Regions from separate parts of the Mus musculus genome. Here region 1 is linked to region 2. Evidence: chromatin loops called from intact Hi-C (ENCODE). Cell type or tissue: heart. All regions are shown on one strand. Each heading gives the region's core, and the rest is flanking DNA. Links, peaks and the distances in the headings are about the cores only. Region 1 overlaps Gm20125 (predicted gene, 20125). Region 2 has its middle 270 kb from the start of Gm20125.

Region 1 (15,319 bases), core at 3,385-8,384, 370 kb before region 2:
ATACATTTCTTTCTTGAGAAAAGACAGTTGTGTTTTTTTCCAGCTTTAGATCAATATTGCATCAGTATTCTATTGTCATGATTGGTATTATTAGATGACAGAAAAGTACAGAATCAGCAGGAATTAGCACCTTGTTGCTACTTAACCCTATGTTGAGAACCTCTTTGTTCCCCAGTGTTGTGATTTGCTCAAGGCAACTGCTAGATCTCTCAAGCACACACAAAAAACCAGCACTTCTGCCACTTCTTAACTTTTTATCTGGGGATTTTCCAGCCAGAGTCTAGCATTCTGTTTCAGTTGGCTACTAATAGTTATTTTAGAATTTTTGTGGAAATTAAATAACTAAAATCCCTAATAACCATCCATAAAATAGACACTAAAATTTACAGTGATTTTACTTTTGCTCAAATTCTACACAGAAAGTACATCTTAAATTTGTCTAAAAAGCATGTTTGGACTATGGGACTCTCTTCTCTGCCTCCCATCTACCCTCTGTCTTTAACTCTTCTCTAGCTATGCAGGTATTAACAAAGCCAATGATATGAACTCATTTTATGAAATGTTTCTATGCAAACATGTAGCTAAGTTCCTAAGATAATATCATAGAACATGAAACCCTGGAACCTGGAGTATCCTAAGAGTTACCAGGTCTCACTCCTTGGTTTTGCCAAAGAGGGCACTATAATCTGAACTTTTAATTTGCTTACTGAAAAGCACAGAGTGGCAGTGTTATATAGACTCAGGAATTCTTAGCATGGCAAATAATTACATTCTTAAATTTTCACTTCCATGTTGTGCTCAAGGGAAAAAATTGAATATAAAAGAACCTATTTTTGGATATTCCCTGCAAAATTAAAGATAATTATTTCTAGGTGTGTGGGAGTTTGCACAGGAAGACATGGTTTTATCTTCACAATCATTTCTCAAATACACTGTACTTTTCTGTATGGGACCAAAATGAACACACATATACAGATTTGAACTCTCTCCTCTGGGTTATTTTTATTAACTGCCTTACCTGGTGATGGTATAATAAGCCTGCCTCAGAATTTGTTAAGCTTCAGAAAGAACTCATCCTAACACTATAAAGGAAGGATCTACTAGAAAAGTTATCTAAATATCTCAATGATCCTTGAATTGAAGCATGGTTTATAGATGTGAAAAATCCCTCAAAACATATGACCAGTGGAAGATGTGGAAAAGAATAGGAAAAAAAGAATCTGTAATGAGAAATCTGAACTCAGGAAGAGATAGGATAGTAGGGTAATTCTTTACCTAACTAAGTGTCTCCTAGAGAGACATTCTTCCCATATGGAGTCAAGCAACTGTTTCAAGATTCCTATGTGTTCTCATTTCATGGTGGCCCTAATGGAGAGGTGACAGTTGACTTTTAGCTTCTTCAACAAGTGCTATGAGAAAAGAAGAAATAGCATTCTTTGTACATTGAAAAAAATGTTAAGATGGTCCTTTCAGGTAGAAACATTATAAGGATTAAAATATAGTGGAAGAATATCATATCATAATACAAATTGAGGTTGTCTTTGGCTGACTTGTCATTATTGAGTATCCTGATCATAAATCGCTAATTTAACAACTTTCTCTTATCATTTAGGCAAAGAAAATAAAGTATAAAAAAAAAAGAAAAGAAAAAAGAAATGAGAATCTCAGATGGACCACTCATGGAAGTGACTGATTTGCAAACATCAGGTGTGATAATAAGTCTTCAGAATTGCTATATATTAAATTATCTGCATCTGCTAATGTATGGTTCTTTAATTATCACTTTCTACATAACTCATTGGGGTTTTGCCCAAATGACACTCATCTAAGATCAAGGGAAGTTCTGCAGTTGAAAGAGGGACATAACATACTACAGAACAAAAATCATCTACAAGGCATTTTATAAAAAGTAAAAAACAAAAACTGTTTGTTATCTTGCCTTTTGGAAGATGGTTATATTTGTTTTTCAACTCTCATGCTTCCTTGGACAGAAATTTCAACAAGAATAGATATCCAGTGTCCATGCCTTGAGTGATTGGCTGATCTATTTCTGCCTGTTTCCTTCTAATGGTTGTTCAATAAATCATATAGGAATTACTATGGCTTCTGCTCTGAAGGAGTCAAGTGAAAAAAGAATATCCTTTCTCTCCTGGGCAGTATTTTCTGCTAACAGCACACTTGTCAAAGGCTTTGAGTACCCCAGTGACAGGCACCAGATAAACATATAAATAGCTTGATAAATAACTGACAAAACACTATACACTGTTTGGAGATAAATGTAAGCACACCACAAAAGGCAAGATTAATCCTTGGCATCTTTTTTTTCTAATAGACATTTCTAGACTAAGGCCACAGTATGACATTCAGATTACAGAGCAGCAATTTGAAATATTCAAATGCTTTTGTTGGGCCATGCATATTTTCTAGTTGTTGAGTAGCTATGATAATGCAGTATATTTCAATTCTGGAAGAAGGTCTGAATGATTAGGTATATATGAAATGAAAATATATATTATAAGGGTTTAGGGGTTGTACTATAAATAACAACTTCAAAAAACCCGTACAACCCAAATAGTATTTAATAGCAGTGAAGCACAACTTCTAGAATGCTGAAAAAAAAAGAATTAGGAAATTATAAAAATTATAATTATCGAGTTTTCTAAAAATTAAGTTTATAGGTGCCACAATTAAACCATCTATGCTAGAGAAGAAAAAAAAAAAACTCAAAATGTAAAACTCAGATCATGAGCGCATGCAGCATGTTTTTGTTTTCAGAGGGACTGTTCCATATGTTGGTCGACCAACCCTGCCAGGCCATTTGCAGGCTGTCCTGCTGGGCTTATCCTGAGTGTGACACACACCATGCAGAGATTGTGATATATAGAAGCCAGTAAATTTCCACTATGTGTCACAATCATGAGAAAGACAGAGCCTGGTCCCTGCTGACTGTGAGGATGCTATTAGGTGGCTTTCTGGAATAGCAGTAACAGAAATCTCCAACAACATATTTTAACCTTCAGAGTTATTCAGGCACATTCTGATCTCACCAAATGGGCTGATAAGAGCGAAGTACAAACTTGGCATCAAGCAGCTGTTTCCAAACAACCAATGAGAGGCACAGTAAGGGAGAGATTTTTTTTTCTTCTGTTTTTAGATACAGTCAGTGGCTTTCAAGGTTAACTATTCCGTAATAGTTTTTCCATTGCATAAAACAAGAAGAGCTATCATTTAAGTGTATCAGCACACAACAGGAAAAAGAAAAAGAATTTGAAAGAAAGAAAGAAAGAAAGAAAGAAAGAAAGAAAGAAAGAGAGAGAGAGAAAGAGAGAGAGGGGAAGGAAAGAAGGAAGGAAGGAAGGAAGGAAGGAAGGAAGGAAGGAAGGAAGGAAGAAAGGAAGAACAACTAGAGTGCAGAGGTGAAACCAAGCAGGTTCTCAGGCCAGCACTAGGCAAACATGAGACGCAATGGATCTGATTCTAATTCAACTTGAACAGGGTCCGTGTTTCAGTTTCCGTCCTTCGTCCTTTTTCCACTGGTGCTTATCACGAAATCTGATCTATTTGTAGGTTTAATGCAAGGACAGGGAAAAAGCTGACCTAACCTTAGTATTATAGGAGATTGTACTAAATGTGAGGGCAAGAGCAATAATTCCGCAGCTTCCTACTTGGCCATGGGCCCAGCTTCAAGAAATAAAAATAGAAGTGTCTGAACGTAACTAAAAAGCTCAGCCACATGGAATTAAAATGCCAATTCCCTTCAGCCTTCCTTTTTTTTCCAGTCATGAAACTTTCAAAGCCAACACATTCAAAAGCTCCTACAGCCAAGAACCATCATTTGGGTTTTTGGTGATTCAAAATGACTGCCACCTTCAGGAGTCTCCACCTGGCTGTGTCCATTCCTTTAAAACATTAGCAACTAAATAAATATATAAGGCCATCGGAACAGAACTCCAGGATGGCACTTTCTCAGTTGATGGGTTTCTGTTTCTAAAACACACTTACATTAATGTTCTTTACCTTCTAAATAGACACAACAGTTTAAAATGAAATAAGACCCAGAAAAGGCTCCTAATGTTTTCCCCAGCTTCTGTTTCTAATTTGCCCAAGGGCTGTGTTTAGCATATTCCCAGTGTCACCTACTGAAAGGGGAACTGGAAACAGAAACTGATTTAGGGATTTAGGAACGGAAAATTTACCATTGTATGGGATGATAATTTGATGTGCCTCCAGTGACTGTACACACTAATTGTTTTTATGAATACTATGAATATTCCACACTATACCTGTCTTCTGAGTAAAACAGACACATCTTGATGGTTGAAAACATTTTCCATCTTTCTGCCTCATCTGTTTCTCCCTCCAATGTTGAAATGACCCAGTGTTTAAATGACATTTTTTTTCTTTTTCTTTTTCTTTTTTTTTTTAAGCCCTGAGTTGAAACTCTTTGAAATTCAGAGGAATTTGAAAGAGGTACTTAGGGTGCAATGAGAAATAAGAATCCAACCCAGGCCATTTAAAACTCATGTTTATCTAGCATTCATCATTTTCTCCTCTAACATATGAATATAGTTTCCAAAACCACAAACCTCACAAGTGTTTAGATCCCAGACTTGTAAACAGGTTTGATTTCCTCTTACTGAGCGTCTTCCTTCCTTGTTCCTTATTGCATTCAGCTGGCTCTAATTCCTTTCCATGTACTTAAAGAAATGAAATATTTCATCTGAATTAAGAGCAATCATGTATTTGAGAAGATCAATCCAGAAAGAACAGAAAAGTGAATTGTTTTCAATGAAGCTGTTTACAGTGACTGAGCAGCTAGGGGTTAGATGAATAAATAAAAAGACCAGTAATTTCATTGAATTATATTGTTCAATTTCAATTGTGTCTCTTAATGTAAACAGCTCAGTGATTGATGCATTATCGAATATTCGTGGAGTGTGTGTGTAATGAATATGTTTATGAATGACCCAGTGAGAGAAAATCAATCTTAGAAAGATTTCTCTGTTGAATTGTAGTTTAGATGATTGCAAATCAAAGTTTAAAATGTCTGGATTACAACATTGAGTACTTCAAACTTTCAGAGGGAAAATAAAGGACCTGAAAGGCAACATAATAAAGTGACATGTAGTAAAGAAAACAGACAGTGTTTTCTAACGTACTTTTTTAGTATTTAAAGTCTTATGTCAAAGTAATAATAAAACTAGGAGCCAGTAGACAGGAATGGTGGCACACACTGGCAGGATCTCTAGTTCAAGACCATCCTCGACCATTCGTGTTAGGAGCCTATCTGAAAAACAATAATGATTTTGTTATTGCTTAAGAAAAGTAAGTCCATTTATTATTTCTGTCACTAATGTGGAGGAAAAGCTGACAGAAACTGTTTAAGGAAGACAGGGTTTGTTCTGGGTTAGAGTTTGAAGGTAAACAGTCCTTTGTGGAAAGACAGGTATGCCAGCAGAAGAGTGCTTCTGCTAGTCATATTACACCCACAGTCACAAATCAGACAGAAGCAAGAGCAGAGGAGAAGAGAAGCTGGGACCAGCTCTGATTTTCCCTTACTCAGACTGAGACACCTGTGCATGTTATGATGTCACCCACATTTACAGTGGGTCTTCCCACTTGAATTAACCCAGTAAAGAACATCCCTTACACACATACCCAAAATTTGGCCTTCTAAGTAACTCTAGATCTTGTCAAATTTGCCAATTCATATTAACCACAACTATTACCCAAGCATCCTAAAATCATAATAATGTATGCCAGCCGTTGAAAGCAATCATGCTTTTCTTTTAGAATTATGGAATTATGAAGTACCTGCCAGGAAAATCCACTTTTTATTCTAGCCAATGGATCAACCATCTGTGAAAATACTACTTCCTGTGAGCTACTCACTGAACCACATCCCCTGAGTGCCATGCTTGTCCAAGTGTCTGAAGTGATTGACAAAGCAAAGCATTAACATCTTTTGGGGAGTACCCAGTTGCGAAATGTCTCACTTCCCCCTTTCATCCTGACTCCTCTAGTTCTGTAAATGTGCTTAAATTACACTCAGCTTAAAACTCAAGCCTTTTCCATTTCCTGTCTCTGTCAATCTACTACCAACACTTCACATTTTCTTTTGTTCCACGGTAGGCAAAGTGCTTTATTTACTTATTTTTATTCATGTGATATCTGGGGAAATGATGGCAGAGAGATTTCCCAACCACAGACCAGACTGGATCCGCAACCAGGAGAATGAGCTTCACGGGGGGAACTTGTTACATACAACAGTTTACACACAGACCCAGGTTAACCTAATCAGACCTTGCATTTTAACAAGATACCTCAGTGAACAGTACATGCGAGTTTATTAAGCATTGACCAAGGAAAAGTAATAGATTTGCTTATGATATCTAAACCTGTGAGGAAAAGAGCCCAAAACGAACAACAATGAAAAGATATCCCAGCTCTATGTTCCTGAGCCCAAATATGGCATTACTATAAATGTGACTTTTGGGAACAACAACAACAAAATCACATGGCAAACTTTTGGAGCTAACCTCAGATAACTAAAAAAACAACAAACAAATACAATATCTGCAGGTGAATCCAATAGATCAGGGTGTGTTTGTGGGGGGAGGGGTAATTGGTAAGCAAGTCTCAGTTTGAGAAGATTGTTCATGTAGTACACATGAGCTAAGTTCAAGTGAGTACCACCCATCTCACATCATTCCTTCCTTTCTATGCCCTTCATCTCCTGCTATAACTAACTCACTGTTCCCTCTGAGTATAAGTCAGTGGCCACTTTATCCTCCTTTAACTAACTGACGTAATTATCTCTCTCTGTCTCCCTTTCCCTCTCCCTCTCTTCCTCCCTCCTTTCTTCCTCCCTTTCCCTTTCTCCTCTTCCCTTCCACTTCTTCTCCCACTTCTTCTCTCTCTCTCTCTCTCTTTTACCTGTATTGCTTACTCTATATTCATTCTTCATCCAACAACTCTTTCAAAGTTTCAGATAATGACTTCATTGGAGTACTTCAATGGATGTACCACAGCCTCTTAAATTATTCTTACATGCCCTTAATAGATCCCAGTATATCTTCAAACTCCTGCCCCATCTTCTACACGTGTGTTATGTTAAACATCACAAGGAATGATCTGAGAAAACCCATCAAAGAAAGCAGAGGTGTCTCTAGGTAAGTTTCTGTCTCTAGCAACAAGATCAAAACGAGAGTGTTATTCAAGATCTCTTTACAGCAAACATTCAATAGGTTCCTTCTGCCCTAAGCCGGAAACCTAGAAAGGGGTTAGTAAATGAACATGTCATGGAATTGGGCTGAGGATGCATCCCTACTTTAAACTTTCTTGCTGTGATTCTAATTGAAATTATCAGTGTGGTATTATGGAAAGTTGGTTTTTAATAGCTTTAGCCAGAGACCATTCTTTTGATCTGTAACCAACACTGGTTTTATTTTATTTTATTTTATTTTATTTTACTATTTTGTTTTACCCATCCTCAAAGTAATACTCATGAGAAATCATTGTATAACGTCCTGATTTTCACAATACAATGTCTTATAAAGCAGCACCCTACCGCACTAGTTCTGGGCCCTTGATTCCTTATAATTTCTGAGACGCTGCTGCTCCTGCATCACTCATCACTCTTCCATAACAAAGCATCATGCGACTCCAGCCTCCATCATAGTTCTCTCTGTCCCACAAATGACATCTTATGTACAATCAAATATGGGTTCCTCCTTGTAATAATCTCTACTTACACCCTGTATACTGTCTCTATTAACTAGACAAATATTTTACTTCATATGTTGTGGTAGGCATGTATGAAGAAGCGCTAAGTTACAATCACTTATCTTAAAGTAAAAGCCTGGACACAATCAATGAAGCCATTCAAAGGGAAGAAACTGATACTGGTATACAGCTTTGACAACATGTAAACCCATGGTTGTCTTGACAATAACAGACAAAGTAAAGGGCAGCAATATTGTATAGCATGGAAGTGTTGCTAGGGAAAAAGAAACCTAAGGAGTGTGTGTCCCAGTCTCGCTTACTTCATCTATAAACAAAAGTGATGATAGTAACAAGAACAGGATTGCCGCACACCAGTCAAAATGAGATCTAATGCTGCTTTATAAAAAGAAAAGTACCACATTATTCTCATAAATTGGTTCTACACATCGAGATCCTGAAAATTGTTCCAAAAGATTAACTTCTCGTTGAAGTGTAATTCCTCACAAATAAGTTCTGCAAATCTTTTTTACTATTTAACAGCTTTGTGAGTTTTTTAGATAGTAGGAGGAAAATCAATAATGACAAAGCTAATGCATGTTTTCCTACATTCAAAACCTTATGATGAAATATTAAGATGAGATATGCAGATCTTTAAGTATACGAGTTTCAAATGTGTTTTTTTTTTTCAAATGTGTTCTTAAACTTTTTAGAGTTGCTATATTAAGTTCAAAGCAGTAAGGGGAGATCATAAAATATGCAAAGCCCTACAACACACACAGTTACTAAGTGCATACTTAAGTAAGGGTCAGCCCTCAACAAATGCACATGTATTCTATTAAGAAAAACACATTACAAGTGATTTTGTTGCATCTCAGTGTTATAAAGGAAAGAGAATTGCCATCAGACTTGTGAAACAAAATAAAAGATGTTCCTTGTTTTATGAATCGAAAAGATTTTGCATAATTACATGTTGCTTTTTTAGTTGAGAAATACACCAACATGCAAAATTTATCAGAAACAGTAGCAAGTTAGTCAGTTCTGCTTGGCACAGACTCTGCAATAGAAGCTATAAAGAAACATACTAGAAGGGAGATTTGATTCTACATATTTATAAAATATTTCAAATATGTGCTTATTTTTCATATTGCTATGCACACTTTGATCACATGTGCTTAGCTTTTCTTCTAAAATAGATGCTGTCTTTAGCTTATTTTACAAGGTGAAAGAAAACAGGTCCTAATGTCTCTCAGGGTTCTGAGAAAACACAAGATGTTTCTGTCTTATTTTACAACTTCACTTGAGGGTATCATGGTGCTTTTTAAAACTCATATTCAGATTTTGATGAAGTCAATAGCATTGTGCTGTGTGTACTTCCTAAGACCACTGACAAATAAACCTGCCACTCTCTCCTTTAAAATATCTCAAAATAAGCAAACGAATAATATCTGAGGAATTGGGGGGAGGGGAACAGCTCTGAAAAAGACAAGCGGCAATCACAGTCACATCCACCACTGTGGATGATTAGTCTAAAATGTATAATGTTTATGAACGAGAAACATATTTTTGCAAGTGATCAAATTCAAATATTCTAGAGACTTGATATGACAAACATTTGTGCCTCTGTCTGCCAGGGGGCAAATATAGGCAGCAGCTAGAGAACAATTAGCAGAAATACGACAACAGGGAGCATCATCAAATAGTATTAGTTAAAATGACAGAAATGTAAAACTGTGAAGACTCAATATACAGCTAGCAAGGCAACAAGCAGAACTGGGAAAGATCTCCAAGGTGAGGAGGCTGTGACCCAAGGAAGCTTAACCTTGAAATAGTATCTTTAAAAAATTAATCACCCCAATATAGCGTACCCACTGTTTCTTTGCAGGTCAAAATAAATTACCCTTTTCCTGGGAGGGCAAATCACAATAGGTCTACAATGGTTCTTAAAATCCACTTAGGTAGAAGATCATTTGATATAATGAATTCTGCATGTCTGCCTTTTAACATCCGTCACCTTGAAGACAGATACCAAAGAGCTCGAGGTTGCCCATCGCCTTCTATAGCATCAATATTCAGACACAATGGGGACCCAGCAAAGCAAATCTGCAAGATCTCCCTAGACTTTTCCTGCACGGCATGATTTAAAACTAATGAAAAATCCAAGTCCCTCACAATCTTCAGCCACCGATTTCCCATGCAATTGCTACCACTTTTTCCAGCGTGTCAAATCTTCTCTGACGGTAATTTTCAGTTTCTTATTCTCTCAGGTTCCAGCTGATCAGACTGAGGTTTTTACACCAGAGTCATCACCTTCTGCATTTCTGAGTTAGTTTCCCTTCGATGAAAATGGAAGAATCTGCCAGTGTCTGCCAGAATTTCTGTATCTGCCTCAAATTTCTTCCCTCAAGACTGGTGGCGCACGCCTTTAATCCCAGCACTCGGGAGCCAGAGGCAGGTGGATCTCTGAGTTCGAGGCCAGCCTGGTCTACAGAGTGAGTTCCAGGACTGCCGGGGCTACACAGAGAAACCCTGTCTTGTAAAACAAACAAAACAAAACAAAACAAAACAAAACAAACAAACAAAGACTATACCTTCTCTTATAAAACCCAAACACTACTGTGAGTGGGGATTTTTGCATAAGCTCCTGCTCACAAGGGAAAAGAGAACAAGTTGAGTTCGAGCTGTACAAAGACCACCCTCGTGGAGGAGAAATTACTCATTCTCTGATTGTTACCATCGGATATTGGAAAGCACAGACTCTGGTTAGAGTGGCGTGGTGCTTACCCTTTAATTATGTTATGCTCATTATCATGCAGTCCAGAAGAGCGCTAATGAGACCAGAAAACACAGATGAATTTACAAGCGATGCTCGTATTTTAGTCTGACTAATGGCTAATTTTCCACATCTAAAGGTGAAAGGAAGAGCAGAGGCTGTTCCTCTAACCTGGTGGGTTCTCGCATTGGCAGTGCAGAGTAATAAAGAACAGGAAATTCTGTGTACATCCTGCTATCCTCCCTTCCTAGAAAAGGGAGAGGACAGTCAGCACTTAGCCTCCAACTTCACAGGCTTCCTGCTTCATTCATCATTGCATGGGGAGAGATATTTTAATGACAAATATCAAAGTTTATTAATTCCCAGGAAATTTCCATATGCCCTGAATTCCTGGTATAGAGAGGGAGTAAATGTTATTCATATCCCACTGATTGGAAATTTATTTCCAGCTCTGGGGTTCATCCTTATCCTACCAAACACACAATCCCAGCCTATGTTACTCGTAACCATTGTATCACTGATAAGTGGATAATAGCCCAGAAACTTAGGATACCCAAGATATAAGATACAACTTGCCAAACGCATAAAATTCAAGAAGAACGAAGACCAAAGTGTGGACACTTTACCCTTTCTTAGAAATGGGAACAAAACACCCATAGAAGGAGTTACAGAGACAAAATTTGGAGCTGTGACGAAAGGATGGACCATCTAGTGACTGCCATATGCAGGGATCCATCCCATAATCAGCTTCCAAATGCTGACACCATTGCATACACTAGCAAGATTTCGCTGAAAGGACCCAGTTATAGCTCTCTCTTGTGAGACTATGCCGGGGGCCTAGAAAACACAGAAGTGGATGATCACAGTCAGCTATTGGATGGGACACAGGGCCCCTAATGGAGGAGCTAGAGAAATTACCCAAGGAGCTATAGGGAACTGCAACCCTATAGGTGGAACAACAATATGAACTAACCAGTACCCGGGAGCTCTTGTCTTTAGCTGCATATGTATCAAAAGATGGCCTAGTCGGCCATCACTGCAAAGAGAGGCCCATTGGACTTGCAAACTTTATATGCCCCAGTACAGGGGAACGCCAGGGCCAAAAAGGGGGAGTGGGTGGGTAGGGGATTGGGGGGGTGGGTATGGGGGACCTTTGGGATAGCATTGAAAATGTAAATGAGGAAAATACCTAATAAAAAAAAAGAAAAAAAAAAGAATTATAGGATCAGCCTTCAAACTCAGTGGAAGTTTTCACTAGTCTAAGCAGATTTTCTGGATTTTGTGATCAAGCTATGATATTGGCTTTATAACACTGTGATTTTACAACTGAGTTAAACTGCCTAGATCTCTACCTTCTGTGTTGTCTCCCTGTACTTGTACACATATTTCCATTGTGGCAAGTTTTAAGTTCATACCAACGTCTTTACATACGGTACTGAGTAGGGCAGAAATATTAAGCCATGTGAATTATTCTGTCATTTTATTTATTAAGCTGCTTTATGTCTCTGTCTTTACATCTCCATAAGTTATGTTTTTGGCTTTGACTTTATTGAGAACACTATACTACCTTACACCTCTCTCTCTCTCTCTCTCTCTCTCTCTCTCTCTCTCTCTCTAACTCAATGTAGCCCAATAATGCCTGTTAAATAGATTACTACTGCCAGCAAATGCTTGTTAAATGAATGATTCTATCAATCAATGAAGAGGCACTGAAGACGTATATTCCTGGCAGAAATCCTGTCATGACAAGAGTGTGCAATTAAAAAACCAAATTAGTATCTAACAACTTGAACTCCTGTGTAATATACCAAGAAGCCTCTTTGAATGGGAGGGGCACCTGTCTAGAGCAGCAATATAATAGTTAAATCCACTTCATCATTAAGTATTTAATTATGCATTCTTACCTACTCATTTGGGGAGGTGTTGATCTTAATAACTGGATTGCATTAGGAGAGAGTTCAGATGCTTAAAGTAACATAGAGAGAAATTTGAAGTTTAAAAGTAAGTAACATTTTGTGCAAACCACACAAACCTCTGAGCCCTATTAAAATCACTGATAAGTAATCTTGGAAAAACATTCTACAGTAATGGCTGACTGGGCTCTTGCAGCAAAGCAAATTGTTTTTTCTTGGCAAACGTCCCACAAGCAATAGGCTGCAAGACATTGTTTGTTCTACGTGTGCAAGTTCTTGTGAGCATCTACAATTCTAATGCCAAATTTGGTTCTATCTCAGAAGCCACTTCAACTGTGAAGAAAATTGCCACAAACTTTACCAGGACAATGAGTGAGACTCAGCAGAGTGAGTCTCCGTGGTTTCCAGAAGGAATCCTCATGTGTTACTTGTGGCTACTATAGAAAATCACTTTCCATTTGCCTTAAAGAGTTTCGAAACTATTTTTCTTGGAGTTAATTTGTTTGTGTTTATCAGAATTTGCACGGGCTCATGAGCACCAGGGCACAGGGTGAAGGCAACTAGTACAAATTTGTTTCTCTCCATTCTCTTTGGCCTTTTGGGTAGGATTCAGGGATCAAATAGAGCAGAGCAGATTTGAAGGCAGGCACCAGTACCCGCTGAGCCATTTCACAATTCTAATAATCTAAGACTGTTAAAACGTACATCATCTTTTCTACCAGCAAGAATTTTTGTGTGCTCTTAGCCATTTTGTTAGCATGTATCACACTGAAGATATACTGCTTCCTCCTCAGTAACAGAATGGAAAATAACTTAAACTAAGAAGGAATTAGTATCAAAAGAAGAAACGGAAGACACGGATATTGATGGATTGTTGGAAAGTCTGCCTCTCCAGCTACTTTAGGCTAGAAAACAATAGAAGATCATATATGTAACTGGAGTTTGAAGAGAAGAAGAATATGTATAAATGAACCACTGGACTTCTAGCAGAAAAGGATTCTATTTGATATGAGAGAAGAACATGGTGGCATATAAGGGAAAACCTATAAGAACTAATGAAGAGCTAAGGCTAGCTTCCAGATTACACACGCACACTTTGGATGGAAATATACAGTGTGTATTTTGAGAGCCATTTTCACCTAAGGTGACTTTCTTGCTAATTGGATGGTGCAAATGGCCTTCCGCTGAGCAGGGTATAAGTAACTTTAGAAATGGTGCTGTTTTTCTGGGTAATAATGTATCTTAACCTGACATTTACTGTTTGTCTTTTTTTTTTACACCAAGCGCAAAGAAAGGTTGGAGAAAAGTTAGCTGGAAAGGTTAACTGGAGGCAGCACCGTCATCAAGAATTGTTCTTGTGTAGATACTCAGTTCTAGAGGCTTCCTGTGAGATGGCCCAGCTGGAAGGTAGACTGGAAGTCTGACAGTGTATGTCAAGGTGGCATCTTGGTAGCTATCACACTAGCCTGTTGAATTGCTGTTATCCCTCTGCTGAATCTGTCCTAGAGACTGTACTTGAGAAGGTCCTTCGCTTATTTAAGGGAGGATGTGAGCCTACTAAGTGGTAAGTCTCTGAAGTGATAAGACAAGAAAACTATGAACCAGATTCCCATCCTCTCTTCAACAATTCTTTTCAAGGAGAGCAGTAAGTAAGGTTTATTATTAAAATTATTATTTAAAAGACTAATTATTATTAAAAGACTATAGAGTCATTTTATGATTCCTCAAATTTAGAAAAAAAGTAATTTTGACTTTTTTTCCTCACAGTATTTTTTAACTTTAGGGCAAAATCAGAAAAACAGTCAAATAACTTAAATAAGAGCACCAAATTTGCAGAAAAGTTGCCAGGTGGTGGTGGTGCTTGGGACGCACAGGCAGGTGGATCTCTGTGAAGTGGAGGCCAGTCTGGTTTGTGAAGGGACATCCAGAACTGCCAGTGCTACACAGAGAAACTCTGTCGTGAAAAGCAAAAGGAAAAAAACAAAAGGAAAAAACAAAACAAAACAAAAAAAGGGGTAGAAAAGTTAAAGAACACCGTCAAAGATGAGATAAGAAGTCATTAAAATTTCATTATATTTCCCCAGCTAATTATTATGATATAAAAAGAAATAATCAGAATGATTATGCTGATTTAATAATCAGAAAAATAATGTTGATTCATAATTGATTTTGAGTGTCAATTCTGGACTTATCTTTATCCCTTAATTAGTTTTACTATCCATTTTTATTATCCATATACTGACTGCTAGAGGTGGAAATTCTTTATATTTAGTGTGCTGAATTTATAGTATTTCTGCTTATGACTATGCAATGTGGTATCTCCTAAGAGATTAATGTTTCACTCAATGGTTATAAAATACAGAAGAATCTATTTGGTATTAGAAGAAACTACCAATCTTGGAACATGTCTATAAAGACAGTAGAAGAATTTAAAAAAAAAAGTCTGTGAGCTGTATATAGCTAGAAGGAATGCTTCAATGTGGCAAAATTCCAAAGAATAAAATCCAACTGGAGAAACAAAATAAAAAAGCATGAAGATAGCTTCAAAGATGAATTATGACTCTCTAGAAAACTGTGATGTCTGGGAAGCACCATTTTCGAAAACCAGTGTCTTGGAAGTCATCACACAACAGATTAAACCCCTTTCCACAGATGTAGAGCTGCTTGCTACATTAACTGAACGTTGTGAGGACCACTTCCATCTTCCAATAGACGAAATGTGAAAGGAGAGTTAAATACTCAGAGATCACCTTACACACTTACTCTGTGGAAGACATCTCCAGGTTCCTGACTAAGGTGTCTACAGGATCCTGCCTCCCAGCTTTGCCAGGGAATCAGAATGCACAGCACTGTGAGCCTACCTCATCTTCTAGACTACTCCAGAATGTAAGGTGAGGAATAAATGATGATA
Region 2 (15,319 bases), core at 5,659-10,658:
TTGTGTGAGTGCTTTTGTGAATGGGTTACCTCACTCAAGATAATGCCTCCAGATCGATGCATTTGCCTAGGAATTTCATAAATTCATTCTTTTTAATAGCTGAGTAGTACTCCATTGTGTTAATGTACCACATTTTCTGTATCCATCCCTCTGTTGAGGAATTCAGGTGACAGCAGATGCTGGCGAGGATGTGGAGAAAGAGGAACACTCCTCCATTGTTGGTGGGATTGCAAGCTTGTACAACCACTCTGGAAATCAGTCTGACAGTTCCTCAGAAAATTGGACATAGTACTACCGGAGGATCCAGCAATACCTCTCCTGGGCATATATCCAGAAGATGCCCCAACTGGTAAGAAGGACACATGCTCCACTATGTTCATAGCAGCCTTATTTATAATAGCCAGAAGCTGGAAAGAACCCAGATGCCCCTCAACAGAGGAATGGATACAGAAAATGTGGTACATCTACATAATGGAGATGTACTACTCAGATATACTACTCAGATATTAAAAAGAATGAATTTATGAAATTCCTAGCCAAATGGATGGACCTGGAGGGCATCATCCTGAGTGAGGTAACACATTCACAAAGGAACTCACACAATATGTACTCACTGATAAGTGGATATTAGCCCAAAACCTAGGATACCCAAGATATAAGATACAATTTCCTAAACACATGAAACTCAAGAAAAATGAAGACTGAAGTGTGGACACTATGCCCCTCCTTAGAAGTGGGAACAAAACACCCATGGAAGGAGTTACAGAGACAAAGTTTGGAGCTGAGATGAAAGGATGTACCATGTAGAGACTGCCATATCCAGGGATCCACCCCATAATCAGCATCCAAACGCTGACACCATTGCATACACTAGCAAGATTTTATCGAAAGGACCCAGATGTAGCTGTCTCTTGTGGGACTATGCCGGGGCCTAGCAAACACAGAAGTGGATGCTCACAGTCAGCTAATGGATGGATCACAGGGCTCCCAATGGAGGAGCTAGAGAAAGTACCCAAGGAGCTAAAGGGATCTGCAACCTTATAGGTGGAACAACATTTTGAACTAACCAGTACCCCGGAGCTCTTGACTCTAGCTGCATATGTATCAAAAGATGGCCTAGTCAGCCATCACTGGAAAGAGAGGCCCATTGGACACGCAAAATTTATATGCCCCAGTACAGGGGAACGCCAGGGCCAAAAAGGGGGAGTGGGTGGGTAGGGGAGTGGGGGTGGGTGGGTATGGAGGACTTTTGGTATAGCATTGGAAATGTAAATGAGCTAAATACCTAATAAAAAATGGAAAAAAAAACACAATGGAGTACTACTCAGCTATTAAAAAGAATGAATTTATGAAATTTCTAGGCAAATGGATGGACCTGGAGGGCATCATTCTGAGTGAGGTAACCTAATCACAAAAGAACTTGTACAATATGTACTCACTGATAAGTGGATATTAGCCCAGAAACCTAGAATACCCAAGATATAAGGTACAATTTGCCAAATGCATGAAACTCAAGAAGAACGCAGACCAAAGTATAGACACTTTGCCCCTTCTTAGAATTAGGAACAAAACACCCATGGAAGGAGTTACAGAGACAAAGTTTGGAGCTGAGATGAAAGGATGGACCATCTAGAGACTGCCATACTTGGGGATCCATCCCATAATCAGCTTCCAAACGCTGACACCATTGCATACACTAGAAAGATTTTGCTGAAAGGACCCTGATATAGCTGTCTCTTGTTAGACTATGCTGGGGCCTAGCAAACACAGAAGTGGAGGCTCACAGTCAGCTGTTGGATGGATCACAGGAACTCCAATTGGGGAGCTAGAGAAAGCACCCAAGGAGCTAAAATGATCTGCAACCCTATAGGTGGGACAACAATATGAACTAACCAGTACCCCCCTGGAGCGCATGTCTCTAGCTCCATATGTATCAGAAGATGGCCTAGTTGGCCATCATTGGAAAGAGGCCCATTGGTCTTACAAACTTTATATGCCTCAGTACAGGAGAACACCAGGGCGAAGAAGTGGGAGTGGGTGGGTAGGGGAGTGGGGGGGGGGGTATAGGGGACTTTTGGGATAGCATTGGAAATGTATATGAAGAAAATACCTAATAAAAATAATAATAAAAAATGTCAATTTAGTTTTTAAAAAGTCATGTTTTTTGGTACGTTTATAGGTTTCTTTTTTTCTTTTTTTGGTTTTTTGAGACAGGGTTTCCCTGTATAGCCCTGGCTGTCCTGGAACTCACTGTGTAGACCAGGCTAGCCTCCAACTCAGAATTCCGCCTGCCTTTGCCTCCTGAGTGCTGGCATTAAAGGAGTGTGTCACCACGCCCGGCTAAGTTTATAGTTTTGTGTTGGAATGTATTCATAGTTATACTGAAGTATATGAGGTCATTTGGTAACAGGTTGGATATAAATAGTACCCCAGTCCTTTAAAATATGCTTACATGTAAATACTGCCCAACTAACTGTACTTACTTGAGTCTTCTCTTTTCTTAATTTCTTGGATTTTTCTATATGCTTAAGTTGGTCTTGTCCTAGTAAACTCCTTGTTAATAATTGTTCAATTATTCCTAGATGCAACTACCTTCTGTTTTGTTATTATTACAGTAATATACTCAAAGTGTATTTGTGTTACATTCTTTATAGATGATCCAAAAACAACCTATTAGTAATCATATAATTATAGTGTATACAGTAGGAATTTTATTCTCAGAAGAGTCCAAGTAGTGTATAAGGCCTTTAAAGAATGTGTGTGTGTGTGTGTGTGTGTATGTGTGTACATGCATGTATGTGCATATAATTGCAGAGGCCAGAGGTTAACATTAAGTGTCTTCTTCAACTCATTTCTTGAGATAAAGTCTCATGTTTTGAGATAGAGTCTTTCATTTACCTGATACTCAATGGGTATAATTGAGGCTGGTTGACCAGTAAGCTTCAGGGATCCATTCGTCTCCACCATCTCAACTCAAGGGTGAGAGGCATGTGCCACTATGCCCAGCTTCTTATGTAGGTCCTGGTGATCAGGTTCCTATTTTTACCACACACTGTAAGCACTTTACCAAAGGAGCCATCTCCTCAGTGGCTCTTTGAAGAATTCTGGAGAGAAAATGCAGAAGCCATCATAAACTTAATTCTTCTTTCAAGACCTTGGGCATCTTTGTCCAACTACTGAGTGACTCCTGTTTTACTCAGTAAGCATCAGAGTGTGAGTGGCTACCAGATGCCTAACCACAGGATAGTGGAGCCCTCTTTGTGTGTGTATGTTGATTTCATAATATGCCCTCTTTGTGTCCTAGTTTAATCTAAATTGCACTGAATGAATTCCAGTTAAGTAACACTACATTAAAGGCAGTATGTTTCCCTAAACCGAAATGTCATACTTATGCTTTAAAACAATTTAAATAATTAAAATTTGTAGTAGGTCAGAAGCAATTTTCCTAATCACAGTTGATATCATGACCACAAATAGCACAAATTTACTTTCCATATGAAAGCTCTTCGATCATATGCTAAAAACAAAAAGCCTTCAATTCTATTTTTAGCTCAGCACTGACTTACTGCTGCTAGTAGTTTTCACATTTGTACATCCTGCAAGCCAGAAAAAATAAAAGTGTTGTATCATTGGGGCCAAATACCTCATGAATTAATGAATTAATAATTTATACACAACATGTGCCTTGTGAGGAAAATAGACTTCAAAACACACCACAAGAAAAAAACAAAACAAAACAAAACTCTAATAATGCCAGAAGTAGCAGCTCTATTTCATGAGGAACATGGCATTTTGATCCTATAATGCCTGCCTTAACACATGGTAGCATTTAACTAATATCCCCAGTAATATTTATAAGTGGATAGAAGATTAGCTTATTAATATAACCCAAGAAGTTTATTTTCATGATTCCCTTTTCATGATCTGTGAAATGCATTGCATTAGAAGGCAAAGGAAGTGCCATGAGAGTATTTCTTTAATATTTAAAGTGGATTTGATCTAGTTGAACTGTTACAATGAGAGACACACAACTGGCATCTCCCTTGGGACTGAAACTCTGATTTTCTGAGTGGCTAGCCAAATTGTTGTGTAACCCACAGAAAGATGCCAAAGGGCAGAGGAAACCTGCCCTGAATTTACTGTTTCTCGTTTGTATCCATGGAAAAGAGGTGACTGCTACATGTAGAGACAAAGGAAGAACAGGGGCCGAGCCCCAAGCTAGACAAGCCCACTGTGTTCAGACTATGTGGATGACATCAGTATGATTCCCACCAAGTACACTAAACGGACCCTGAGAGATTTCCCCTGCTTAGTGATTTAAGTAGGTGACTATAAGAAAACTGACTGCTACTTGCTCACAAGGTTGGCATCAGCTCCTCTAACACATCCCTGAATATTTCATTTTCCAGCTCCCAGTCTTTCTCCATAATGCACCCTCAAAATCCAAACACCCCTCTGACCAGCACACACAGCATAGAAACATACAACTGCTCCATGACATTGGTACAACTGAACCTAAAGAGATGAAAATACTACAAAAGTTGAAGAGGAATCACTTAAAATATTTTCAAAAAAAAATATAGAGTCACACATACTTTTCTAGGGTATCTTTGCAATGTAATGAATGACTTTGGACAGAATCTCCTTGAAAGGAGAAACAGAATACTTTGCATAACAGGTGAGTCTACCTTATTTATTATATGTATAATATAATTATTTATTTTATGTATAAAAGTGTATGTATGTTCTAGCTGTCTTCAGACACACCAGAAGAGGTTGTCAGATCCAATAACAGATGGTTGCAAAATACCACATGGTTGCTGGGAATTGATCTTAGGACCTCTGGAAGAGCAGTCAGTGTTCTTAACTACTGAGCCATTTCTCCAGCCCCAAACTCTTAATATTAAAATGCAGTGAACACTCATTGCTGACTTATTGCGGGAGCTTTCTGCGTGGAAATGCTTGTTGCAAATACAATAGTAATATGCCTTCCATATCAGGAAACTAGAATTTTAGGGTGAAAGTTTTTCTTATAGAAAAGAGTGGATGTTATGTTGAAAATTGCACAGAGGGAATTTTCCATTTCTCTCCAAGAGAAAAATTTCAAATATAAGTCATTGAACATCAAAAAAATTAAAAATTTCAGGAAGAACTTTCAAAGATGCCTCTATTTCTTGAGATGGTTTTGATTATCTTAAAAAATGACCCTTTTATCTTGCATCGAGTTGGCTATCTTTAATTCTTGTATAGATCATTTTTCTCTGCTACTGAATTTTCTTTACTCTCTTGTTTTAAAATGTATAAGCAAAACAAACAAACAGACAAATGAAAAATCATAATACTAGTCAATATAGAAATGCAATGCACACTTCCAAAATGTGTGTCACCCCTCTAAACATTCATGTTTTTTACACAGACAAATTTTCCTTTTACCACCATGTCTGAGAATACACCGTCAGATGTGTGGATATATGCATGCTAGAGGAAAGTCTTATGATTACATTCATTTTAATCTCCCCAGGGTGTCTAAGCACTTGGAATATTAGTGTCAGAGTTATGTAGTTGTCAAGGAATTCCCCATAAAAAGACTCTGGTGTCATCTAAAAGCAAATAATTTTTGTCCCTCCATTACATAAGTAAATAAGGCCTCTGGGCAACAGAAATAGTTTTCCTGACATTCAGACAGTAAAGCATATTTACTACATAAGGCATTTTTCTCCAGTTTTCAGAAAATTTGAAGAATGTTAGCTATGTGCTTCCTAAACCATAGGGGATTAGAAACTGAGAGGGGGAAAGGATGGAGTCTAGTCATAGAGCAGGCACTTCAAGCATGACAGAGACTACTATAACAGAATACTACTAAAAGCAAATTTATATTCATATTATATTTATAATATATTTATATGAATAATGTAAATATTTATATAAATGTAAAATGTATTTAGAAATTTTATTTTTTTCAGGACATAGGTACAGAGGAACTGCTATCCAATGCCAGTACAATGTTAAAGTTCAAATGAACATTGTATTGAAATAAAAGTTATCAAGAATGGAAGTCAAAGAGAAGAAGAAATTGTATCTAGCACTTCAAGTGTTCATTGAGAAATGTGGTATTTTGTTAATTGTCTTGTTCTGCCATATTGTAACCAGTTTGTACTTTTTACAAAGAGAAAACCATAACTGAATGCATCCCAAAAATATTTAAATCTTAAGATTTTACTGTCTCCTAATTCCTCTTTCCCTTTTGGACAGAGTCTGCACATTTTTCATCCTGCAAGATTACTTGTTCTTAAAACCACATTCATTCTATCTACTCAATTCACGCATGCATGCCAATATGGAGAGGTGACCATTTCTTGCCTTGTATTTTTGCAAATAACAAGGGAGGGAAGCTTGGGCAGGACAGTGGGATCTAATTTTAAACATTTCAGGAGTCAGAAAAAAAATGGTTAAGTATCTTTTCATGAAGGTAGTTGTTCAACAACAGTTGATTAGCAGAGGAATCCTGTCCATGGTAAACATTTACTAGCTATCTGTTTGAGTTGGCCATTTTTGTCTTTGATGAGACACCCTGGCTGCTGATCTCTATTATTCCATCAATCTAGCCACAGTCTGTGAGCCTAATTCTGCAGTGCAGCATACTGGCAAACTGATAGCCCAGGGTATCAGTTAACACAGGGCCTAATGTTTGCTGCTCAAATGACTGCTATGTTCCATGGATAGATTCCAGTGGTGAAGCTTACGGACTTACATCTGATGCAGCTACCTGAAGTCATCGATAGCCAGTTTTCTAGTCCAGCTGATTAGTCCTAACATGAAAGCAATTGACTCACCCACTGACAGTCTAAACCAACACATAATTTCTGACTCAAACATCTGCGATTATTTTAATAGCCTTTTCATACCTCTCTATTCTATTTATCATAACAGAAGCATTTAAAGGGAGAACACTCCTACAGAAAGAGACATGGAGTTCTTTTGTTTTTCTTTCTACTTGGAGCACCAGGGATTAAAGCTCTCGTTCAATTAGAACACATATTTAGCCTTCTAACATATCCCCAGTGAGACAGACGTTCTTCAAAAAATGTCTTATTTAAGAAATTGGTTGTCCACCCTTTTTAAAAGTATCCATATTGAAAAAAATTCCCCTATTTCTCCTTTCGGTCCATTAGTTTGCAAATATATTGAACTCTTTTTCACCATTCAGGATTATTATCTCTTAAATTACAATTTGTCAATTGCCTGAACCAACAAGGCCTTCAAACATCTCAAAACTGAGCACACTCTTCATTATCTTGCTATTACTAACAATGTAAACTGAAAACTAAGCCATCATTCTGGCAAGCATGGTTTCCCCTTGCTAATCAGACCATGGATTCTCTCTCCCCTTAGAGAGGTCAGTTTTGAGCCATCCTGTGATCACTGTTGAGCATACCCTGCTGTAGGGGTGTCTTTCCAGCATTATCCACTGTCAACGAGGACAGGCAGATGTCACAACCACACGGCAGTAAATGAAGGAAGAACACAGAACACAGAGTCTTCCTTCCTACTTGAGGAAGCTGCAGCTGATTGTAAAACTACAGAGCTTTAAGACATACCATAGAAACAGAGAACACCAAAGGAAATACTACCCAGGGAAGGGCATGTTTAAACCTTCCTGTTTGCAGCTGCTATCAACATTTTCACCCTAATGTGACCAGAAATCTCAGTTTTCAGTTGAGAAACATGAGTCACGAAACAATACTTGCTAGCCACCTTCACCTTTCCCCTCTCCACCCTCATTCATGCCCTGGTTTTGTTTTGCTTTTCTAACATTTGAATGTCCCCTTAGTTTGTATCCTGACCTACTAGAAAGTTAAAAAAATATCATTAAGTCAGTTGATCATATAACTGAATTCAAGTTACAGCCCACAATCACTTGTAAATGGCTATAAGATGCCTTCTTTCTTTCTTTCTTTCTTTCTTTCTTTCTTTCTTTCTTTCTTTCTTTCTTTCTTTTTCTTTCTTTCTCTCTTTCTCTCTCTCTCTCTCTCTCTCTCTCTCTCTCTCTCTCTCTCTCTCTTTCTTCTTCTTCTTCTTCTTCTTCTTCTTCTTCTTCTTCTTCTTCTTCTTCTTCTTCTTCTTTTTCTGACTTCTTGCCTCTAATTAATAAGAGTAAAATCTTTTCTGGAACTAAAAAAAAAAATCAAACTCAGTGGATTACTAAATGTTATATAAATAGGGCTCCATTGTGTGAGATTCACCCCCTTTCAGAAACTCTTGATTCTTCCTTCTCTCCGTGCTGGGAGGGAAGTAAAGGACAAAGGCATCATTAAAACCGGTTAACCTGATCATTTTCAAACAGACATGTGCAAAGCATCTAGGCTGGGAACCCTTTGGCAACTAAATTGTCAGGGAATAATTTATTACTGACAAGAACAGAGTGTGCAGTGGAATATCCCAAACAAGAGCATGCTCAATGAGCCAGAGGCTTGCTATAAATATCTTCCCCAGGATTGCACTTCCTAGAGTCTAAAATTATTCTAAAAGCATCACGTTCCGAGGGGAGGGGAGGAAAGGGGGTTGTGCTGTGCTGGACAGCCAAGTAGCGGGATCAAGGCAGCAGGGTTTTCTTGTGATTGTTCTAGTGACTAACCTCATTAAGTCTGTTTGCCTCTTGATTTCATAAAACAAGAATAATGAGAAAAACCTCTGAATTCCTTTCAAGATCTGAAATCTTGCAATGACAACATTGATAACCTATACACAGAACCCTGGCATCTGATGTTATGCAAACTGATCTAGGCCCATTCAAAGAAAATAGAATTTGGGCAGCTTAGGTTCAGCAAGTCAAAGAGCCCTGCTGCTAAGCCTGACAGCTGAGTATATTCAATTCTTCAGGAGTCACATGCTGAGTCACATGCTGGATGAAAAACTGAGCCCTCCCCCTCCCAAGTTGTCCTCTGACCTTCATACCCATGGCATAGAATGTGCATGCACAGACACAGAAAGTAAATTTTCAAAAAAAAAAAAAGAAAGAAAATAGAATTCAAAAATTGTAAACTAGGGCTGTTTTCAAATAACCTTTTGATTTTCATGTGAGCTATATAATCAAAAAATGTTCTTCCACATAGTGATAGTGAGTATGGCAATATAGAAAGTAAAAATTGTGCAAAGATGTTATATATGTATTTATATATATATACACACACATATATACACACACACACAAGCTAGGGCTTCAATTTTCAAAGCACAAATTTTTGTAATGTTTATCAAATTTGTTTATTCACTGTGTGAATGTGTGTGTATGTGCTCAAACCAACTATATCATATCACAGTGGGCTTGTGGAAGTTAGAGGATATCTTCCTGGAGCTGGCTAGCGATCTCCTTCCTTCACGTGAGTCCCAGAGATGGAACTCAAGTTTCCAGGCCTTATAGCAAATGCAAATGAAAAAAAAAAAAAGCTACAAAAGATAAATACTTCAAAAAATGTGGTAATAAGCAGAATTCATCTCCCCTTGATCTCTTCGTGTTTCACATTCTGCCTACATTTTAAGGTCCTTTCTATGTGTCTCTATCAAGTGCCTGTTTGGCAGGATCCATATTTTATTAATGTTTCTTTTTCTGCGTAGTATGTTACCTATAAGGACTATCAGTAAATGTGTGTGGAATTAAATACTGTTTTCAGTGTCTTGGGTGAGTGTGATACATACTTACCAGGAGTAATGAATCAAACTAAATTTAGCATTTTTTAAATCTGAATTTTAGATAAATCCCCATACTTCTTTCATTATAAGTGACTGAGAAGACTAAGATTTCACATAGAACCTGCAAAAACAAAAAACAAAACAAACCAACAAACAAAAACCTGGTAAAACAGATGTGTTGTCTTGATTTTTAATCTAAAATGAAAACAAAACCAAATCATAGCTATATACTCTTATGCTCCTATTATTCTTCCTGTATGTATCCATCCATCAAACATTTCATGAGTCAGATGCCTAAGTCTCTGTTTATATACTCCTATGAGTAAGATATGGTTCCCTCTTACAATAGTGTTTATAGCACAGAGAGAACGAAACTCACTTGTAGACAACAGATAGTTGTGGTCATATTGATATGCAAACAAGTGATTGACAGTGTTGGCTGAAGGAAGCCTCTGAGGATAAGTAATAGCTAAGGTATTTCTGAGCCAGTCAGAGCAAGAGACTTGGAGAATCCTAGTCAAAAGCAGTAGCTTCATATCTTTATTTAAGAAACTGAAAACAGTGAGTGCATATCATGTGTGTTCTTTTGTGATTGGGTTACCTCACTCAGGATGATGCCCTCCAGACCCATCCATTTGCCTAAGAATTTCATGAATTCATTGTTTTTAATAGCTGAGTAGTACTCTATTGTGTAAATGGACCACATTTTCTGTATCCATTCCTCTGTTGAGGGACATCTAGGTTCTTTCCAGCTTCTGGCTATTATAAATAAGGCTGCTATGAACATAGTGGAGCATGTGTCCTTATTACAAGTTAGAACATCTTCTGGGTATATGCCCAGGAGAGGTATTGCTGGATCTTCCAGGCACTCACTGATAAGGGGATATTAGCCCAGAAATTTAGAATACCCAAGATACAATTTGCAAAACACATGAAACTCAAGAAGAAGGAAGACTTAAGTGTGGATACTGCATTCCTTCTTAGAATGGGGAACAGAATACCCATGGATGGAGTTACAGAGACAAAGTTCGGAGCAGAACATGAAGGCAGAGACTGCCCCACTTGGGGATCCACCCCATAAACAACCACCAAACCCAGATACTAGGCAGATGCCAACAAGAGCCTCCTGACAGGGGCCTGATATAGCCGTCTCCTGCAAGGCTCTGCCAGTGCCTGGCAAATACAGAAGTGGATGCTCACAGTCATCCATTGGATGGAGCACAAGGTCCCCAATGAAGGAGCCAGAGAAATATCCAGGGAACTGAAGGGGATTGAAGCTCCATAGAAAGAATATCAATATGAACTAACCAGTACCTTCAGAGCTCCTTGGAACTATACAACCAATCAAAGAAAACACATGGTGGAACTGGTGGCTCTAGCTATATTTGTAGCAGAGGACGGCCTCATCGGTCATCAATGGGAGGAGAGGCCCTTGGTCCTGTGAAGGCTCTAAACCCCAGTATAGGGGAATGTCAAGACCATGAATGGGAGTGGGTGGGTTGGGGAGCAGGGGGAAGGGGAGGGGATAGGGGGTTTTCAGAGGGGAAACTAGGAAAGGGGATAACATTTAAAATGGAAATAAAAAAATCTAATTCAAAAAAAAAAGAAAGAAAGAAAGAAAGAAAGAAAGAAAGAAAGAAAGAAAGAAAGAAAGAAAGAAAGAAAGAAAGGGAGAAACTGAAAACAGTACTTATGCCAGATATTTTTCTAAGCACATTAAAACCAGTGTCTTCTTTAATAGGAAAACGTAAAAGGGACCATTGGTACCCTAAGGTTGCACACCAGGAGAAAGAAGGCAGAGAGAATAAATGGAATTTCACAGGTCAAGATACCTGCTTTTAGATAGTCAAGCTGTTTGAACCTAGTTCTGTTCCCGTCTCTAACTGCACCACATTTATTATGCCCTTAGCAGCCTATTCATCCATTTGTTCAGGCTCTAACCTATGTGTAGACTTGGATGCTATCAGCTCTTCTGATGATGCCTCAAGTATTGCCTAAATAGAGACTCTGAGAACTCATTGTGATTTAAAGCAATAGAGTCATGTGGTCATATTTAGGACTCCAGAAAGAACATTCTGGTTGAAACATAAGGATGAAAGACCAGGAAACCTTGAGCTGAGACACCAAAGGGCTACCAAGGCCACCAAAGGGCTACCAGGGGCTCTTCTGGACAATGCCTAGGCTTCCACCCATACTTTGGAAGAAAGCAAAGCTTCTGTTGTTTACACAAGGATTATGGAGTGAGTAAGGTCTCAGCCTAAACAGCAAGTGCTCTGGAAAGGCCATCTCTGACTTGGGGGCAAAGTAGACAAAGAGGGTTTTCAGAGAGTCTTTAAAGTGCCTATGTAAAATGAGACAGCCAAGGTCAGAAGAAAAAGTGATTTTGGATGACTTGGAGCAGGCCAGGTAAGTGAGGACTTTTTAGCCATCTGCCCTCATCTCCACTCATCACCAGCCAGCTAGTTAGTACAGAGCTAAAGTTCAAACTTTCCTCTCAGTTCGGAGCTCTGAGTTCCTCCAGTAAACAGTGAGACATCTGTAGATTGCCTAGTTTAATAGCTGGCCTGAAGTAAATAAATATAGGTGACTTCTATTGCACCACCACCCTTGCTGCTGAAGATGCACAGAAGTATCACCCTGTACAAAGCCTTATTACTTGTCCATTGTTTTATGGCAGTTCTTAAGACACAGCTCTTCATTAAGTCTTGAAATTCATGTCCTCTACTTCTATTTCCACATTCCTCCACATATATAACGCCAATTTCTAGGCAGATGACTGGAAACTATAAAAACATGGGAACTGGGTTTTTGTGTGAATGGCTTCAGTGGGAGTTAGCACGGATTTTAGTTATCACTACTTTCCACAATTCAAGAGTATCAAAAACAAATGAAAAACTTCATGTGGGTTTTCTAGAAGGCTTCCAGACAGTTTGCAGTAAGATCACTGGAAGCTATTCTTGTTTATCCTGCAATCGCTTTTTTTTTTTTTTAAAGATGGGGGTAGTATTAATATATTTCTGTTTCATAGGATAAATGGCAGAGAGTTTCCATTTCCTATCATTTTCCATTATACAAGATTTCTGTGCCCTAAAATCAATTTCCTGAACTTGGACGCTGCATGTGAGTTGAAGAGCACTCCTTGGCCATCGCTTTCATGACTTTGGACTTGGATGCTGGTGATGTCTATTTGCTCCTTCCTAAGATGAAAACTTTGTAGAGAAGATACAACAGGATCAGAATCCAAAGCCACACTTTCCCCGTGGCTTTGTCTATCTGTGCTATGTCTAGGACTCCATAACTTTTTTTTCTCCGAGTTTTGCATTTAAAACTGTTCTGTCCTAATTAGTGCTATTCACCAACTTAGACTGCTTTTTTGGCTGTAGGCCTACTAAGTAAGCATTTTGAGCTGCTTTAGTTGATGTTGTTGCCATTGGTCAGTGTTGGTGTGTTCCTCCCCACATCCCACGTACACAGTCTCTTGATCTCTTACTTTGGGATGATTGAAGTCATGCAAGTGAAAATAAATCTTCAAGCCATTATCAATACAGTCTTATATTTAAATGATATGGTCTGATTTGCAGAAGAACCTGCAATTGAAACTATTGCCAAAAACATTGAGACATTAGCACAACCTTCACTGTTTTCTTTCCTCTTATTTCTCATTTTTTGTAAATCATGAATGATGGCATTGAAAATTAACCATCCACAGAGAGCCTATCAAATGAACATTACAATTAGAAGAGGGCATCTATGTGTTTATAACCTGGATACTCTCTCATCAGATGTGTGAAGACAGGGATGCTTTTGAACTGTCAAAATGAAAGTTGGCATTCTTTCTTATTTTAGGGATGGGCTCATTTGCTTTGGAAATCAGAGTCTGAGCAGTCAAACTACAGAGAAGAAGCAAATCACTTAGAGGGTTGTTTGCCTCCATGGGACACTGTCATTTGCCTTCCTTCTTCATGTGACATTCGGGACTCTATGCAGCTCCTCTTGTACTGTATGCGAAGATTTCAAAGTGAAGGAAAATCACCAGAAACTCAGTAGATTTAACCCAAGAAAATGTTTGGCCTGGCCACTCTAGTTTTCAAAAAGATAAATACTAAAATGCTTCAGAGAAGTATAGTTCCAAGATCAGAGATGAATGGAAGATTTCTAAAATGTACTAAGAGACGGCTTGCATAGCTGTTCTTTACCTAAGCATCCACAGGTTGAATCCCAGCTGAGATATCATTCTCTGCATTCGCTTTTCCTATAACCAAGCAAGTGTTTGCAAAAGGATTAAGAGCATTCAAGACATTACACAAAGTGTGGGCGACTCTCTTGTCTCTCTTGTCACTCTTGGGCATTGACTTGGGCTGGGTATTACTAATATTGCCTTCTTTTTAATGCCCTTCCCAGGTTTGTGAAGAAGTGGAGAGGAAAGGAGACATCAGTTCCTTTATCTCCTCCCTGCAAAATTGCCACTATACCCTGTTCTCTGTGTTAAGAGGGAGTCTCCTAAGAATTATAAAGAAAAGGATTCATTAGCAAAGAAAATACATATTTCAAATTTCTGTTTATTTCCCAAGAGAAGAAAATTGACAGTAGTTAATGTCTAATAAAGGAAATTGCTCTTTGCACTGTCTTATATCAAGATCACCGTAGAAATGAGTCATAATTGAATTCCTGGTTTTTAGATATGTTTATAGCTTTACAATGTGCTGAGTTCTCTGGGCAAGCAGATTGCTTAATGCCAACAATGTTCAAATGAAGAAAAGAAATCTAAACACAAGCAAGTTAGTTTTGTTCTTGCCCATCAAGGACCTGACCAGCACACAATAAATACATTCGTGGAATTGATTCTTTTCTTGATTTACTTTGTTTCCACAGACAAAGAAAAGGAAGGAAGGAAGGAAGGAAGGAAGGAAGGAAGGAAGGAAGGAAGGAAGGAAGAAGGGGAGGGGAGGGGAAGGGGAAGGGGAAGGGGAAGGGGAAGGGAAAAGAAAAGAAAAGAAAAGAAAAGAAAAGAAAAGAAAAGAAAAGAAAAGAAAAGAAAAGAAAAGAAACGAAAAGAAAAGAAAGAAAAGAAAGGAGGAAAGGAAAGGAAAGGAAAGGAAAGGAAAGGAAAGGAAAGGAAAGGAAAGGAAAGGAAAGGAAAGGAAAGGAAAGGAAAGGAAAGGAAAGGAAAAAAGAAGTGAGAAGGCACCATCAAAGACATTCTAAATCTAAGTGACCTTCTGTCACTGAAATTTAAAACTAAGCAAAACAGGTTAAAACAAACAGATTTGAATGTCCCAAAGGCTCATGGCTTTGCAAATTTAGTTCTATCTCTCTTGCAAATTATTCTGTTAAGTTTAAGGAGTGCAAATACATTGTTCACATAATTTGGTTTTCTTTTCCTACATATAAAATTAAGAAGTCAATCAATCTAGGGTCTCTAAATTGCCTCTTCTTTCAAACACAGTCACGTCTTAAGCAATAGCCTAACATCATCCAGCAGTCGTTTTATTAGATGTCTATCCCTTTGATGAGAATACATGTAGAAAGATACTGAGTTTTAGAGCCCTGCACTTACCATTTCATGACTCCTCTGCTTATAGGCCTTCTTCCCTTTGTTAATATTTGATTCTCTTAGGAATGAAAGAGT

The links. Peaks named below come from ENCODE experiments on the same cell type or tissue, not always from the same donor. Only the 100,000 strongest peaks of a DNase experiment are listed, where the experiment ranks them.
Region 1: a loop joins it to region 2, with 2.7 times the contacts of the local background. A loop is called at or near these places in 2 of 42 quality-filtered maps.

The regions. Positions count from the first base shown.
Region 1 is chr10:16,991,033-17,006,351 of GRCm38, forward strand. The region is part of intron 1 of Gm20125 (predicted gene, 20125); the gene reads right to left. Among named protein-coding and RNA genes, the nearest start is that of Gm20125, 97 kb to the right of the region's middle. In heart, for the core only: no CTCF peak of the experiment used is centred there; a DNase peak (open chromatin) is centred at 5,969; H3K27ac peaks cover 403 bases.
Region 2 is chr10:17,358,752-17,374,070 of GRCm38, forward strand. No RefSeq gene overlaps it. Among named protein-coding and RNA genes, the nearest start is that of Gm20125, 270 kb to the left of the region's middle. In heart, for the core only: no CTCF peak of the experiment used is centred there; a DNase peak (open chromatin) is centred at 8,510; H3K27ac peaks cover 1,555 bases.